Linked DNA regions of Homo sapiens: region 2 is linked to region 1. A link is an interaction called in ENCODE POLR2A ChIA-PET data of the cell type or tissue named here. Cell type or tissue: HepG2. All regions are shown on one strand. Links, peaks and the distances in the headings refer to the core of each region. The heading gives the core; the rest is flanking DNA.

Region 1 (8,029 bases), core at 2,112-7,111:
AAACAAAAACAGGCTGGGCACGTTGGCTCACGCCTGTAATTCTAGCACTTTGGGAGGCCGAGGCGGGTGGATCACCTGAGGTCAGGAGTTTGAGACCAGCCTGACCAACATGGAGAAACCCCGTCTCTACTAAAAATACAAAATTAGCCAGGCGTGGTGGCACATGCCTGTAATCCCAGCTACTTAGGAGGCTGAGGCAGGAGAATTGCTCAAACTCGGGAGGTGGAGGTTGCAGTGAACTGAGATCGTGCCATCGCACTCCAGCCTGGGCAACAAGAGCGAAACTCGGTCTCAAAAAAAAAAAAAATCAGTAAAATCACACCTCAATTGCACATTCTGATCACAGCACCCTAGTTGAGTTGGAGTGAGGGTTTGTCCTGGAGAAGGCAGCCCATTTTTCTCCTCTGCCCCGGCACGGGGCCATGACCCACTGCAGGGTGAGAGGAGTGGAGAGTGGTGCACATCAGTAGTCCAGCCACCAGTGGACAGAGTAGTACTTGGAGCCAGTTCTCCATGTCTCACACATAGTGAGAAAAATCACTGTGACATGATGTTTAACCTTGACCCAAGCTGCATAAAAGGCAGCTTTAGGCCAGGCTCCAATCTGCCAGAGGTACACAGGCAGCTTCCTGGTGGGTTTCTGCACCTGCCTGTGCTGTCTGGAGATTTGGCCCAAAGATTTTTTTTTTTTTTGAGACGAAGCCTCACTCTGTCGCCCAGGCTGTAGTGCAGTGGCTGGATCTTGGCTCACTGCAAGTTCTGCCTCCTGGGTTCAAGCGATTCTCCTGCCTCAGACTCCCGAGTAGCTGGGACTACAGGCGCGTGCCACAACAACACCCGGCTAATTTTTGTATTTTTAGTAGAGATGGGATTTCACCACATTGGCCAGGTTGGTCTTGAACTCCTGACCTCAAGTGATCCGCCTGCCTTCACCTCCCAAAGTGCTGGGATTACAGGCGTGAACCATCGTACCCGACCCAGAGATTTTTAACTCGACCACTCACTCCCCACCTCATCTAGGGACTGGATTCTTGCCGGAAGGGTGGAGTGTGGGACAGGGCAGCCAGGGCTCTGAACCGACTTTCTTCTCCCAGACTCCCTTGGCCCCACTGCATCAGCCTTACTTCCTGTTGACGTCAGATAGGCCCTAGTTAGAATGCGAGTGTCACAGACACAGCTAAGCTCAGCGCTGACCAATACTTTGTCCCAGAAGAATTCCCACAAGGTTTCCTGTAGAATGATCTTGTGCCTAGCCCAGGAGAGCCAGGGTTCTCCCTGACTCCGCCCTGGAGTCCCCTTAAGCACTTAAACCATCTGATGGGGACAAATGGAGAGGACAGATGAGGGAGCAGGGTGGAGCGTTTTAGCAGAATGCTCCTTACCCAGAACCCGCTGCTATTCTGCAGCCAGCAAGGATGTGGGGCTAAGAACTAAGGCCAGGGCCTTACAGGAAAAAGGTAAAGGGGGAGGGGTGGGAATTTAAGCTCATTTTCTTCCCCAAGTATCCAAAGGTCTCCTGGATGGAGAAGAGCACTGGAGTAAAAACCCCAGTACAAACCTTACTGGGGACAGTGGGCAACCTTGTCGGGTTAGTAAAAACAAATGGTGTGGGCCCTGGAAAATGAGGGCTGGAGGCTGTGAATAAAGCAGTGGATGTGTTTGTTCAGTACACCAACGGGAAGAAGTACCCAGATGGGAGGAGTACTAGGGGCAGGAGAAATGCCAGACAGACTCTAGTGCCAGGGCAAGAAGGAAGATCATTTTGTTTGCAGAACAGGGAGGGCACAGGGATGGTGCTAACTTGTTCTTGTGATGGCTCTGAGCTCCTACCTAACAATGAGAAAGCTTGCTCCTTCTTCCCTTCCTGGATGACCCAGGAGCCCTGGGCTGGGATGCAGTGACCTCATTTCCAGCCCCTTCCCTTCTGGTGATGAACCTCCCTATCTTCACTCAGAAAACAGACTTGGATTAGAGGCACTGCACAGCCCTTCCAGGATTCTAAAGGAGGAAGAGTTTCTTTTTCTGTTTCCAAAGCTGCCTGCTGGAAGAGGATTTCAACAGCCATCCCAGTCGGATGCACAGCAGGACCATGGAATTTCCCTTCTGCACCATAGGGACCCACCCTCCACTCTACCACTGTCCATAAAAACTGATGGTTTTTTTTTTGAGACAGAGTCTCGCTCTGTTTTCCAGGCTGGAGTGCAGTGGTGCGATCTTGGCTCATTGCAATCTCTGCCTCCTGGGTTCAAGCAATTCTCTGCTTCAGCCTCCCAAGTAGCTGGGATTACAGGTGCCTGCCACCACAACTGGCTAATTTTTTGTATTTTTAGTCGAGACGGGGTTTCACCATTTTGGCCAGGCTGGTCTTGAACTCCTGACCTCATGATCCACCCACCTCGGCTTTCCAAAGTGCTGGGATTAAAGGTGTGAGCCACTGCACCTGGCCTAAAACTGATGTTTTTTTCTTTTTTTTTAACATATAACTTGGGACTTCTCAGCCTCCTATTCTTTCTTTTTTTTTTTTTTTTTTTTTGAGACAGAGTCTTGCTCTCTCATCCAGGCTGGAATGCAGTGGCCCAGTCTCGACTCACTGCAACCTCTGTCTTCTGGGTTCAAGTGATACTCCTGCCTCAGCCTCCCCAGTAGCTGGGATTACAGGCACACACCACCATGGCCAGATAATTTTTTTGTATTTTCAGTACAGACGGGGTTTTGCTATGTTGGCCTGGCAGGTCTCGAACTCTTGGCCTCAAGTGATCTGCCTGCCTTGGCCTCCCAAAATGCTGAGATTACAGGCATGAGTCACCAAGCCCAGCCTTCTTTCTTTTTTTTGAGACAGAGCCTCACCCTGTCACCCAGGTTGGAGTGCAGTGGCACGATCTTGGCTCACTGCAACCTTTGCCTCCCGGTTGAAGTGATTCAGTCTCCCAAGTAGCTGGGACTACAGTCACACACCACCATGCCCGGCTAATTTTTGTATGTTTAGTAGAGATAGGGTTTCACCATGTTGGCCAGGCTGACCTCGAATTCCTGATTGCAAATGATCCACCTGCCTTGGCCTCCCAAAGCATTGGCATTAGAGGTGTGAGCCACCGTACTTGGCTTCCTTTTCTATTTTTGAGACAGAGTCTCACTCTGTCACTCAGGCTGGAGTGCAGTGGCACGATCTTGGCTCACTGCAACCTCTGCCTCCCAGGTTCAAGTGATCCTTCTGCCTCACCCTCCCAAGTAGCTGGGATTACAGGTGTGCACCTCCGTGGCTAGCCCTCCTTTTCAATTGGTTAGTGTCTTGTGGTTTTCCCACCTTTCCACAGTGGAAAATGGCTCAGGACTGACTGACATGAAGACAAGCCCAGGGGTCTACACTCAACTCAACCCTTGCACCCAAGCTCTGGGCTAAGATTTTGGCGTGCTGAGCACCACCCATTTTGTAAGGAATTTTGTAAAATTTTATCTGAAGCATCACTCACAACTCCACTTTCTTTACTTAAATAAGGATTTCCGCCCCATTTCTGCCAGGCATACTGAGCTTCACAGTCCCTGTTTCTTTTTCCTGGTGCCTAGGCCTGGTTCTCTGAGCCTGGTGGTCACACCAATGGCATCTGGCACACAGTTCTCCGATAATGGGGATACCTAGGAGGTTCCGAGACACCTTACAGTCCTGGGTTAGTAACCTGGATCTCTTTTTCCACCTCTTTAGGCATTTTATAATCTAGCTTTCCCCCTTCCTGTGGGTAAAGTGCTCCTGAATGCTTATGGTCCAAAACAAGACTTCTTTCCTATCTATTCCCAAATCTTTCTCCAGATCCACCCTAGAGGAAGGGAACAGAATCTTCCACATTCCAGCAGCTGGTGACAGGCCAGAACAGGGAAGAGGTGAGGGCTCAGCTGGCTCCATACAGGAGTGCAGATGGAGGAGCAGGATCTCTCTCTGCCTCTCAAGTTTTCCTAAACATACTTCTCAATTCCTGGCGAGGACTCTTCCCTCTCCACATCCTCCCCTAGTCTCCCCAAGGAGGGAGCAGGAGCATTCGAACGCGGAAATCGAGGTGCTAGTCCAAACTGCTCGGTCGGCTTTAGTCATAGCTGGATAATGCCCGGCTCAGGTCTACCACAAGCCATACAGCTGCTTTTTCCGTGTTCAACCTGTCTGTGACAGAAACCAAGGGGGCCCCGGCACCCAGCATCTAGGCGGTGGAATCGGGGTCTTACGCACGGTTCCGCGGGCAGGTCCCCGGCCAGGACCCGCGGGGAGCCACGTAGCCAGGAGGGTGGGGCTGCCCACCGACCCAGGACGCGGCAACGGACCGGGGAGGGCGGAGCTCCAGCGACCGCTTCCCCTCCCGCCCGCCGGCACCCCCTGGCTCCCACCTGGTCCCGGCGCGGCCTGCGAGCTAGCGAGGTTCGCGCGGTGAAGTACTGCTCGAGCTCCGAGTCCGAGTCCTCTTGGCTGCAGTAGCCACTGCTCGTCGTGCTGCTCCAGGTCATTTCGAAAGAAGGCGCCTCCGCCTCGCCCATAGCCGTACCCGCCCGTCCCCCAGTCCTGCGCGTCCGTAGCCGCCAACCACCGCCCCGGTCGCGTGCGTGCGTGTACGCGTGTCAGTGTGCGCGTGCGCCCGGGCCAGAGCCGCGCCGCAACCGTTAAGACTGAAACGTAGATCGCCGGGATCTAGCTCTTGTCTCATTGGGGCAGGAACGCCGGGGCGGGGACACGCACGCTTCGCCCCCAGGAATGACCTCATCGCTCCGGAGCTCCACTCACAGACCCCACCTACCACAGGGAACGGGGGCGGGTGCCAGCGTCCGGGCAAGCGCACAAGAGTGGCCTCTGGCCGGAGGCGAGGGCGGGAAGGTGCGGGAAGTGCGCGTGCGCGGAGCCTGGGTCAGCCTGGGCCCGGGTCCGCTTGCAGCGGGTGGAGTACTTGCGGAGCCGGCAATCCAGGCTCCCCTCCCAGCCCCCGCGCAGAATTAGCCTCTCTGTGCCGCCGGGAAATCGGCAATTAGAACGCTCCTTGCGCGCGGCACCCAGGCAGCCCTCGAGAATGCCTGCACTGTGGCCTGCCCATCCTCGCCCTTCCCATACGCCCTCGGCCCCGCGCTCACCACGTTCGTGTCCCGCTCCACCGCGGGTTCCCAGCCCAGGTCCCGGGGCCCGCAACAGTCCAGGCAGACGAGCGCGCGGCAGCGGTAGTGGCAGGTGAACTTGCAATCTGCAGAGAGGCCTGGCGGTGAGGCGGAGGAGCTCCAGGTCGGGGAAATGTCCCGGAGATTGAAGGGAAGCCCCAGGGAGAGGGCCGCTGCTCGCCAGGCTCCGCAGGCCCGACCTATCTCAGTGGGTTACCTCACACTGCTACGCGGACTCTAATGTTGGCCACCTGGGCGTCTGGAAACCGGCCGGAAGGCCACAGGCAGAGAGGCCTGCTCAACAGTTGGATCTCTATCGCCTAGCACAGAACTTCCCCTTTCCTCATTGGCAATTAAAAAAACAACAACAAAAAACTGCGTCTTGCTTTTGTCACCCAGGCTGGAGTGCAATGGCGCGATTTCGGCTCACCGCAACCTCCGCCTCCTGGGTTCAAGCGATTCTTCTGCCTCAGCCTCCTGAGTACCTAGGATTACAGGCGCCCGCCACCATGCCCAGCTAATTTTTGTATTTTTAGTAGAGACGGGGTTTCACCATGTTAGCCAGGCTGGTCTCAAACTCCTGATCTCAGGTGATCCACCCGCCTCGGCCTTCCAAAGTGCTGGGACTACAGGCTTGAGCCACCGCACCCGGCCCTTCACTGGGAACGTATATGGAATACATCTGCCCATTTACTTGAAGGAAAAACTAAACACCTTTAACCTACGTCTGCCCTGTGGTTGTCACCTGTCTCTACTCCCCTCAGACCAAGACACTGGTCTCTATACACTCTAATCCTTCGCCTTCACTCTCCCCTCTACCCACTCCAGCCAGGCTTGCCTCTTCCTCCAGGAAACTGCCCGGGACAGGGTCCTCAGCGATCTGTGTACTACCAAATGGAATCCAGTGTTCCATTCTCCATTCTCACCCCCTCAGCATCATTTGAAGCTTGCTCCCTTTGACTCCCAGGGGCTACACTCTCCCAGTTTTCCTCCTACCCCCTGCAGCTCCTGCTCAGCTCCTTTGCAGATTCTGACTCAACTTCCATATCTCACGATGAAGTCTGGGCTCAGTCCTGATCACTGGCCTGGTCTGTCTACATTCATCTGCCCCAGATCCACGGCTGAAACACTGACCTAAACCCTCAGACTAGATCCTCCGTGCCAGTACCTTCACTAGGATGTCTAAAAGACGTTTCAAGTGAACATGGCCAAAATTTAATTCCCTTTTCTTCAGCCTCACTGCTACACTTGCCCAGCTTCCTCTTTGCAGCAAAAATGGCCACTAGGCTCCCAGTTACTGGAGACAAAAGCCCAAACTTATCTTTGATTTCTCCCTTGTCTCTACCTCTGATAAACATGCCCAAATCATCCTGCTTCTTATCTCCATGGCTACTTTATTTCTCTTTGAGAACGCTGCAATGTCCCAGCCTTGTTCTTTTTTTTTTTTTTTTTTTTTTTGAGACAGAGTCTCACTCTGTCGCCAAGGCTGGAGGGCAGTGGCACGATCTCGGCTCACTGCAACCTCCGCCTCCTGTGTTCAAGCAATTCTCCCACCTCAGCCTCCCGAGTAGCTGGGATTACAGGCACCCGCCACTACGCCTGGCTCATTTTTTTTTATTTTTTAGTAGACATGAGGTTTCACCATGTTGGCCAGGCTGGTCTTGAACTCCTGACCTCAGGTGATCCACCCGCCTCCGCCTTCCGAAGTGCTGGGATTACAGGCATGAGCCACCGCGCTCGGCCCCTTGTTCATTCTTTGCATTCTGTCACAACTTTGTGCTCCCCCCAGCTGAATTTGTGATGTCCTCTTGTACCGGATGAGAGGGTCTCCATGCACACACAGACCTGGGACACTATCCATCCACAAGTTCCTAAATAGGCCAGAGCAGTGATGCTCAACCCAGACTCCATGTTACAATAATTTGGGGAGTTTTTAAAATTTACTGATGCCTAGGGTCCACTCCCAGCAGTTGATTCAACAGGTCTGCGGTGGGATCCAGGCTAGCGGGGAGGACTGTAAAAGCACCCCTGGTGATTCCAGCTGGTGTCTACCCAGGGGAGAGCAACCTTTGCTTGCTGGCGATTCCCAGGGGTGCAGAAGGACTGCTGGGTGTGTGGCTGCGTGCATATTTTAGCATCTGATTCACTGGGTCAGAAAAGGGTGTTTGCTAAATAAAGACTCAACAAAACTCCTGCTTGCAGGGGGCCCACCAAAGGTTCTAAATTTTTCCAGGCTCCCTCCCATAGGTGGTAATTTCCCTTCACCCTAAAGGTTCTGGAGGGGGTCATGAGTGTTTGAGAAGAGGCAAGCCTGGGAAGATGGACTCCGAGGACAGTAGGCACAAACCCTTTCTCAAGAAGGGCCAAGGCATTTTAAAGATAAGAAACTTAAAATCAGCGTATTTTTACATATAAGCAGCCACCTCTGCTCATCTGTGGCCCAGATACGAGTGGAGTGCGACAAGGGATAAACCATTTTCGCGCACTCTTCAGCGATGGGGCGAAAGTAACGGACCTAGTCCTCGGGAGCTGTCCCCGCCGACCCCCTCTGCCGCGACTTGACCCGCGGCGACTGCGCTGCCCCTTGGCTGCCCCTTCCGCTCTCGTAGGCGCGCGGGGCCACTACTCACGCGCGCACTGCAGGCCTTTGCGCACGACGCCCCAGATGAAGTCGCCACAGAGGTCGCACCACGTGTGCGTGGCGGGCCCCGCGGGCTGGAAGCGGTGGCCACGGCCAGGGACCAGCTGCCGTGTGGGGTTGCACGCGGTGCCCCGCGCGATGCGCAGCGCGTTGGCACGCTCCAGCCGGGTGCGGCCCTTCCCAGCGCGCCCAGCGGGTGCCAGCTCCCGCAGCTCAATGAGCTCAGGCTCCCCCGACATGGCCCGGTTGGGCCCGTGCTTCGCT
Region 2 (8,029 bases), core at 1,496-6,495, 250 kb after region 1:
ATGTGTGATAATTTGTTACAGCAGCCACGGGAAACGAATATAGATTGTGGTGCCCAAATTAGAGTGCTGCTGTAACACACGCCTACTGATTGAAGTGGCTTTGGAATTGCAACGTGGAAATGGGCAGAGGCTGGAAGAATTTTGAGAGTCATGATAAATTGCCTTAACCACCTCTCTTCTGATAGGTGATGTGGCCAGGGGAACTCTTCCTCAACCTTCAGACCTAAACTGCCCAGGCCCCCCCTTTTTTTACTCATATTTGGAGAGAGGTGGCCCTTTCCCAGAGTGAGAAGACTGAAAGACTGACCAGCATGGGTCCCAGAAGGGAGTGGGTGAGGAATGGGACTGGGATGTGGGGAGAAAGTGCAAGGCTGGCCTCCATGGCCCATCTCCAGAGACTGGGTCCAGAGAGGACCTCAGAGACTGGGACCAAGCCTGTTCCTGCTCTCCTGTGGAGTTATGTGACTGGCCCAGGACCCCTTGGGTGTGTGAGGATGAGCAGGGGCCCTGTACTCTCTGGGTTGCAGGTACTGCATCTGTGAAATGAGCACAGCAGCCCCTGACTTTGAGCTAATGGGCCTGGCCCCTCCATGTAAGCCATAGGCCTGAGCAGAGCTGTGTCACCATTCTGTTCCTATGGTGGAGTGGGGCTATCCCTGGGGTTCTCAACCTCCTGGTTCCTAAAACTGAATTGGCCAACTGGTGCCCTCAGCCCTGTCCCTGTCCAAGCTGGGACTAGGACCTCCCTTTCCAGGGGTACTAAAGGACTCTGGAGACACCATCCCACCCAGCCAAGGCTTGGGGCTCCTGAAGCCAGTCCTAACCCAGGAGCCACATGGAGAGCTACTGGGAGGCCAGACATGGGCCTCATGCTGGGTTTCAGAGCTGAGAAGCTGGGGGACAGAGAGCATGGACACCTGGGTTCAAGGGTCAGCTTGGCCCCAAATCACCTGGATACGCTTTGGATGAAGCCAGGAGGGCCTGTTTATACTGGAAGGGGTGGATCATGGCAAGACTTATATTCAATCCCTGATCTTTTTTCCCAGAGAGGGATGGGGCTTACTTGAAGTAACACAGCACTTGACTCCTGACTCCCAGTATGATGCTCTCATCTCCTATTGCTTCCAAAGGCCTGGGGTTAGTTAATTAAGTCAATTAGGTGGTGCTCATATGGCTGTCCATGTAGCTACTAAACCCAGGGATTCTGGCCCATAAAGCCCTCTGGGCCAGGTTTATGGGCAGGTAAGAGTCACATTAGGCCAACTGTAGCCCTGGGTGTGCAGACAGATCTGAGTCCCATCTGAAGCTCTGGTAGCTGTGGGAGGAGAGCAGGATTTCCCCCGCTTGCGGAATGAGTGGGTGCCTTCCCCTCTGAGGTAATTGGCTGTACAGCCCCCAGCCTCTGCCCCCCAGGGCCCTCCTGAGGTGTCTGGAAGGACCTTTGGGATCTTTGGCCTCATAACCAGAAATCAGAAGCTTCAAATTCTAGAGGCCCCTTTTCTTCCAAAGACTACCTCTCACACATACAGCAGTCCTGCAGGAAAATGGTCAGGAAAGGCTAATTTTACAGCTCACAAAGTGGGAAAGGCAGGGAAGCCTACCTCAGCTTCATGGAAAGCCCTGAACTGGGCTGACCTCCACCTGCCCCAGCTATGCCTAAAGGGGGAGGGTGAGACAGCTTAGAGTAGCCATGCCCCGTGGCAGGCAGGCCTGGCTAAGTGGCCCCCTTCCCAGGGGCTGGGGTCTTCCCCAAACACTCTACCTCTCAGAGCAGAGGATGTCACCTTATTGCTCCCTCTTGTACTAGGTCTGCGGCCCTCTTCTGGGGCATGTGGCTGGGGAAATGGTGGGATCAGATATCCCCTACTGAGCCCAGGGAGCAGATTGTTGGTGCCTGAAGCGCTCACAGAGATCCCTGTGGTACAGATGAGGAAACTGAGGCTTAGCAGGACAGGAGCAGGGCTGGGGCACGAGCCAGGTCTCTTCTCTGGCTCACAGCTGCCAGTCCTTCCTTTGCCACCTGAAGACCCCCCACCCCACCTGGCTTTCCAGGAACAGGCCTGCCTGCCTGGAGAGGCGTCCAAGTCCCTCTGCTGTTCCTGGAAGTCAGTGTGAGGCTGAGCTACGTGACCAAGCAAAGCAAACTAGGACTACAGGTGTGAACAACCCTGCCTGGCTAATTTTTAATTTTTTTTTTTTTTTAGAAACGGGGTCTTGCTATGTTGCCAGGGCTGGCACATGGGGTTTTTAGTTGTCCCCACATTACAAAGTTGAGGACACCAAGGCTCAGCAGGGTGCAGTTGCAGGTCAGGTTGCATAGCTGGACAGGAAGGGAGGATGAGGCTGCCATTGGTGTCCATTTGACTATCAGAGACGCTGAGGCCAGCATAACTAGGTCCTGGGCTGTCCCCTGCAGAGCTTAGCGCAGAAGTTACCTGGGCTTGTGGACCCTTGGAGCAGGAGCAAGGGTTTCCAGGGCTGTCCCTAGAGGGCTTTCTAGAAGACCTGCAGCTGCTCCTGGGTGCATCTCCTGAGGTATAGGGCCAGGGCCTCAGTCTCTCAAGACCTACTTTGTGTCAGGCACCAGGGAGATGATACCAAGTGGAGGGTCCTATAGAATATGGTGCATCCTGCGCCAAGTACTTCCAGGATTATCTTACTCAACCTTCATGACATCCTCAGAGATGGAGGCTGTGAACCCTCTCGTTATACTGACGAAGAAACAAACTGGGGCTAAGAAACTTGCTCATAGGCTGGCTGAGCTGTGATTCTGGCATAGGCTGAGTGACCTGGAGCTGGAGGCCTTAGTCATCACACCAGGCTTGAGGAGGGGCGGATAGGACAGGAATATACCAGGCAGTAGGGACAGTCTGGACAAAAGCCTGGAGTTCTGCAGACATGCGGGTAGGGATATGTAGGGGTGAGGTGGTGCCGAGAGGTCCCCTTGGCTGAGCTCTGAATGCATTTCTGGGGACCAGGGGCCTAAAGAGCTTTTTGAGCTGAGTTACAGGGTTAGAGAAGCATTGAGGCTGCTCTTTCTGGCTGCCAGGAAAAAGGGGCTGGGGCAGGAGGCTGCAACTTGTCCAGGGTCTGGAGGTGGCTGGGGTCTGTAGCAGTGGCATCAGATATTCTGGAACAGAACTGACTCACAACCATTGCTGAGGGTTTGGATGTGAGATGGCCAGGACCACAGTGGGCCCAGGGATCTGATTGGGACCTGGGGGAAATGGGGCCACCCTGAGTTGGAGACTGGGGTGCTGGGGGGAACAGTCGGGGAGCTTGACAGTGTAGGATGCCTTCAGAATATCCGAGAAGCAGCATTGGGGCGTCTGGAGATGCAAATGTGACCATGTGGGGACACAGTCCAAAGGCAACCCTTGAGGTAGAGTTGTGAAGACCACTCTCCTAGACCTGAGTGCTGGCGACAACAGTACCGGGCATCTGCAGTGTGTAAACTAGTGCCAGGTGCTGCACACACGTGGTCATAAATCCATCTGTTGGCACATCAGGGATCCCTTCCTTGGCCCACTGTATGGATGAAGGGACTGAGGCTTAACATGCCCAAGGTCACACAGCCAGCAGCTGGCCATGCTGGAGTTTGAACCTAGTCCTCTGACATCCCAGTCAGGAGAGGCGTGAGCAGGCTGCCGAGGCCAAATGCAGCCCAGGGCCTCAACCCCCCAGAGGGGCCTCAGGAGCCAGTTAGGTGCCCCACAGCCAACGTGGGCTCCAGGGTGAAGGGGAAAGTGATGAATCAAACAGAAAGCAGCAGACGCAGACTGAGCTCTCTCCCTGTCGGCCCGGGTGCCAGATTTTCACGCCCACAGCAAAGGGGCCAGGCAGAGCGCTAGGTGTGGGGCAGGAGAGGGCAGCGAAAGTGGCTGCCACTGAACCCAGACTCTGATGTACTCCGGATATGGGTGGCGTGGACTGACAGACACCCAGCCCAGTTCCAGACTGAAAGTTGAGTCTGTCTCAGCATGTGAGGATATGAAGTTTGCCTTGTCATGGGGAGCATTTCAGGTCCCTAGGCCTGTGAGGTTCTGGGATGAGGCACCAGATGGATGTGTCTAAAAACCCTTGTTGAAGGCACTCCACAGCTCAATAACTGACCATTGCTCACTACTCTCTTGGCCCGCACTGAAAGCCACTGTTTCTTCATCATTTCACTCAGCCCGCCTGTCTCAGCCCCCCAGAACTTTGGAGCTCATTCTTTCAAAGTACATTTCATGTGCAACTGAAATACATATTTTTAAAAAGATAAAATGAGCATCTAGTTAGCAAAAATGTATTTTGCAAGTGCAAATTCTTTCTTAGCATACAGTCCATCAGGGCGAAGAGCAATGAACACAAATGTTTGAACTGGGGGCTGGGATGGTAGTTGTAGTCTTATGTTGGTCTCAATGTCCATTTTCTTTCAGTGTTTGATTTTGGTAGCACAGGACAAAGTGACCGCTGATTCTCACAGATAATTGTTTACAAATGCTAGCACTGTGTCTGAAGCCCACCTTGCAGTCTCTTTGATTGACAGGGACAGCAAGAGAAGCCTTATCTCAAGCTCAGCACAAACCCTGTTCTCTGAGCACATAGGAAGGATTCTAATGTGTCATAATTTGGTGCTGTGCCCATTTGAGTCTGTGTGTGGTTTTTAAAATTGGGTTTTTTTTTTTTCAATAATTAAAAATATGAGCTGGGCATGGTGGCACATGCCTGTGGTCCCACCTACTCGGGAGGCTGAGGCAGGAGGATTACTTGAGCACAAGAGTTTAAGACAGCAGTGAGCTATAATAGCGCCACTGCACTCCAGCCTGGACATCAGAGTCAGACCCTGTCTCTAAAAAAATAATTTTAGGCCGGGCGCGGTGGCTCACGCCTGTAATCCCAGCACTCTGGGAGGCTGAGGCAGGCAGATCACCTGAGGTCAGGAGTTCGAGGCCAGCTTGGCCAACATGGTGAAAATCCGTCTGTACTAAAAATACAAAAATTAGCCGGGTGTGGTGGCTCACGCCTGTAATCCCAGCTACTTGAGAGGCTGAGGCAGGAGAATCGCTTGAAACCGAGAGGCAGATGTTGCAGTGAGCCAAGATCACGCCATTGTACTCCCACCCAGGCAACAAGAGCAAAACTCTGTCTCAAAAATAATAATAATAGGCCAGGCGCAGTAGCTCACGTTTGTAATCCCAGCACTTTGGGAGGCCAAGGATCACAAGGTTAGGAGTTCAAGACCAGCCTGGCCAACACAGTGAAACCCCGTCTACTAAAAATACAAAAATTAGCTGGGTGTGGTGGTGGACACCTGTAATCCCAGCTACTCGGGAGGCTGAAGCAGGAGAATTGCTTGAACCCGGGAGGCAGAGATTGCAGTGAGCCAAGATCATGCCACTGCACTCCAGCCTGGGCGACAGAGCTAGACTCCATCTCAAAAAAAAAAATTTAAAAATAATAATTTTAAAAAAATGTTTTAAAAATGAAAGAAAAGGAAGAAGGGAGGAGGAAGCCAGAAAGAAAGGGGCCGTGCAGGGTGGCTCACACTTGTAATCCCAGCACTTTGGGAGGCTGAAGCAGGCAGATCACCCGAGCTCAGGAGTTCAAGACCAGCCTGGCCAACATGGTGAAACCCTGTCTCTACTAAAAATACAAAAATTAGCTGGGCATGGTGGCTCATGCCTGTAATTCCAGCTACTCGGGAGGCTGAGGCAGGAGAATCGCTTGAACCCGGAAGGCGGAGGTTGCAGTGAGCTGAGATCACCTCACTACCCTCTAGCGTGGGCGACAGCAAGACTGTTTCAAAAAAAAAAAAGAGGAAGAGTGAAAGGATGGACGAAAGGAACTCCTGTGGGGTGGGGCATCTGGGGCACTTGATGCCCCACGTGACCATTCCCTTCCCGGAGGTCTGCCCCAACTGCTCCAGCCCCCATAGCCTGAGGCTCCCGGCACCTCCCACCCAGCATCTGTCACAGCAAATCAATCTGGGCCACATGCTCCTGAAAGGTCCTTGGGAGCCCCACCAGGCTCCAGTGTGGTTGCCCCAAGTACTCCATGAGTAGACATGGGCTAGGGACTTACCCAGGCCCTTGGTGGTGCCTCCAAGGGTGGAAAGACTGGGGGACCCTGTGCCCCTGAAAGCCCAGAGTTTCACTGTTTCTGGGTACCTTCATTTCTGGGAACTAACTGTGCTTTGGAAAGAGAGAAATGAGAAGCAAAACCCTAGGGCCCCAGTATCACCCCTCCTTTCTGTCTTCCTTCCGCTTAGTCACAGCCAAGAGCTCAGTACCTCAGCCTCCCTTAGGGCCACTAGGTGGGGCAGAATACAAGGTCAGGCGAGGACACAGCATCTGGGACGAGTCCTTTCCTGCCAACAGCCTCCGTGAGGGGTCCTAGGATTGCTGAGGGCTGAGACCACCTTCCCAAAGTTGGGGAAGGGGTAACTGAGGCTGTCATCTGGCCTGTCTCACCTGTCTTACCTGCAGGCCCATCATTCCTGCACAGTCATTTATTAGGCACCAACTGTAAGCCAGGCCCAGGAGGTTGGATGGTTCAGGTGGGGCCCTGGCCTTGCAGAACTCATGGACTTGCACATAGACTCCTCCTGACAGGCCCCTCATGAGTAGCTGGGTCCTTACGATTTTTCTGGTCAGCAGTGGGGAGCCGTGGGAGGCATTAGGCTCTGGGGAAGCCAAGCAACATCACATGTACACAGCATAGAGACTCACACACCCTTGCACAGGCACCCACACGTACGTGTATGTTCATGGGCGTGGGCCTTGAGCACCGGGTCCCGTGAGCCACTGCACCTGGCCAACTGGGTCCATGTCCATAATCATAGGTGTCCACGCAGGGCCTCCCTTGGATGGGGGAGCTCCAGGCTCTGGAAACCAAGCCAGGGTTGCATGCATGCACGTGTGTGTGTGTGTGTGTGTGTGTGTGTGTGTGTTTGTGTGTGTGTGGTGTTACTCTGCCTCAGAGGCCCAACCACTGCCTCCAAGTCATGGGAGCGCAGAGCCCATGTAAGCTCAAACACTGCCCCATGTCATAGAAAAGAGGGCCAAAGATGGGGCTGGGCGTGGTGGCTCACTCCTGTAATCCTAGCACTTTGGGAGGCTGAGTCGGGTGGATCACGAGGTCAGGAGATCGAGACCATCCTGACTAACACGGTGAAACCCTGTCTCTACTAAAAATACAAAAAAATTAGCTGGGCGTAGTGGCGGGTGCCTATAATCCCAGCTACTCAGGAGGCTGAGGCAGGAGAATGGCCTGAACCCGGGAGGCGGAGCTTGCCGTGAGCGGAGATTGCACCACTGCACTCCAGCCTGGACGACAGAGTGAGACTCCGCATCAGAAAAAAAAAAAAAAGAAAGAAAAGAGAGCCAAAGCTCAGAGAGGGCCCATGACTTGCCCAGTGTCACACAGCAAGGTGAGGCAGGTCTGGGAGGGAAATGAACCAGACCTTATCCACATCCCTGACCTTTTTGGCTTCATGCTTGGAGCTTGGCACCCCCTGAGAACCACACTCCGTTGACCTCTGGGAAATGGAGGCTGGTGATTCTCCCAGCAAACCCGCCTGGGAACTAACCACAGGCTCCTCCCAGCTTTCACTAACCAACCCCAGGATTTCCAATACCGGTGCTTTGCTTAGCTGTACTGGGCACCTGGAACTCATTCTCCCTGCCACCCTCCCTCCCTGATTCCTTGAATAAAATTCAGCCTTCCAAATTTTACTCAAATGCTTCTACTTTCTCTGACCCTCTGGAACTTTCCCCTGTTGCCAGCCTCCCTCCAGCATCTGTCCCCTCATTCCCACCTCCTGTTTACTTCCCTACAAAAGCCAAAAATTGACCCCTAGAGCCTGAGACTCTGGATGGAGGATCTTCGTAGCTGGGGCCACACCCAGGCCAGCCCAGCCCTTCAGACTCTGCCAGTCACAGTGGGGTGGGCCCTGGAGCTGGAAGAGGAAACAGAGCCTCTGCCAGAGTCACCACCTGCCCCCAACCCTACTTCTCCTCCGAAGGCCCAACAAGGTCCTGTGCGC

The links. Peaks named below come from ENCODE experiments on the same cell type or tissue, not always from the same donor. Only the 100,000 strongest peaks of a DNase experiment are listed, where the experiment ranks them.
Region 2: POLR2A ChIA-PET joins it to region 1 with 7 read pairs; 7 of 35 experiments call an interaction of 5 or more read pairs at or near these places.

Annotation. Positions count from the first base shown.
Region 1 is chr3:50,332,802-50,340,830 of GRCh38, forward strand. RASSF1 (Ras association domain family member 1) reads right to left here. Exons shown (of 6, transcript NM_007182.5): 1 at 7,755-8,029; 2 at 5,104-5,210. The coding sequence starts at 8,004. It overlaps RASSF1-AS1 (RASSF1 antisense RNA 1), which reads left to right and starts at 4,710. Exons shown (of 1, transcript NR_109831.1): 1 at 4,710-5,499. RefSeq lists silencers at 4,114-4,423, 4,494-4,673, 7,775-8,029 and enhancers at 4,745-5,316, 5,144-5,403, 5,484-5,573, 7,140-7,963, 7,964-8,029. In HepG2, for the core only: no CTCF peak of the experiment used is centred there; a DNase peak (open chromatin) is centred at 4,720; H3K4me3 peaks cover 2,478 bases; H3K27me3 peaks cover 247 bases.
Region 2 is chr3:50,584,764-50,592,792 of GRCh38, forward strand. It overlaps HEMK1 (HemK methyltransferase 1, mitochondrial release factors N(5)-glutamine), which reads left to right. Exons shown (of 11, transcript NM_016173.5): 11 at 1-8,029. Among named protein-coding and RNA genes, the nearest start is that of HEMK1, 19 kb to the left of the region's middle. RefSeq lists enhancers at 5,695-5,814, 5,825-5,884, 5,955-6,044, 6,065-6,174. In HepG2, for the core only: a CTCF peak has its summit at 6,303 (motif pointing right); DNase peaks (open chromatin) are centred at 3,638, 4,448 and 6,288; H3K4me3 peaks cover 521 bases.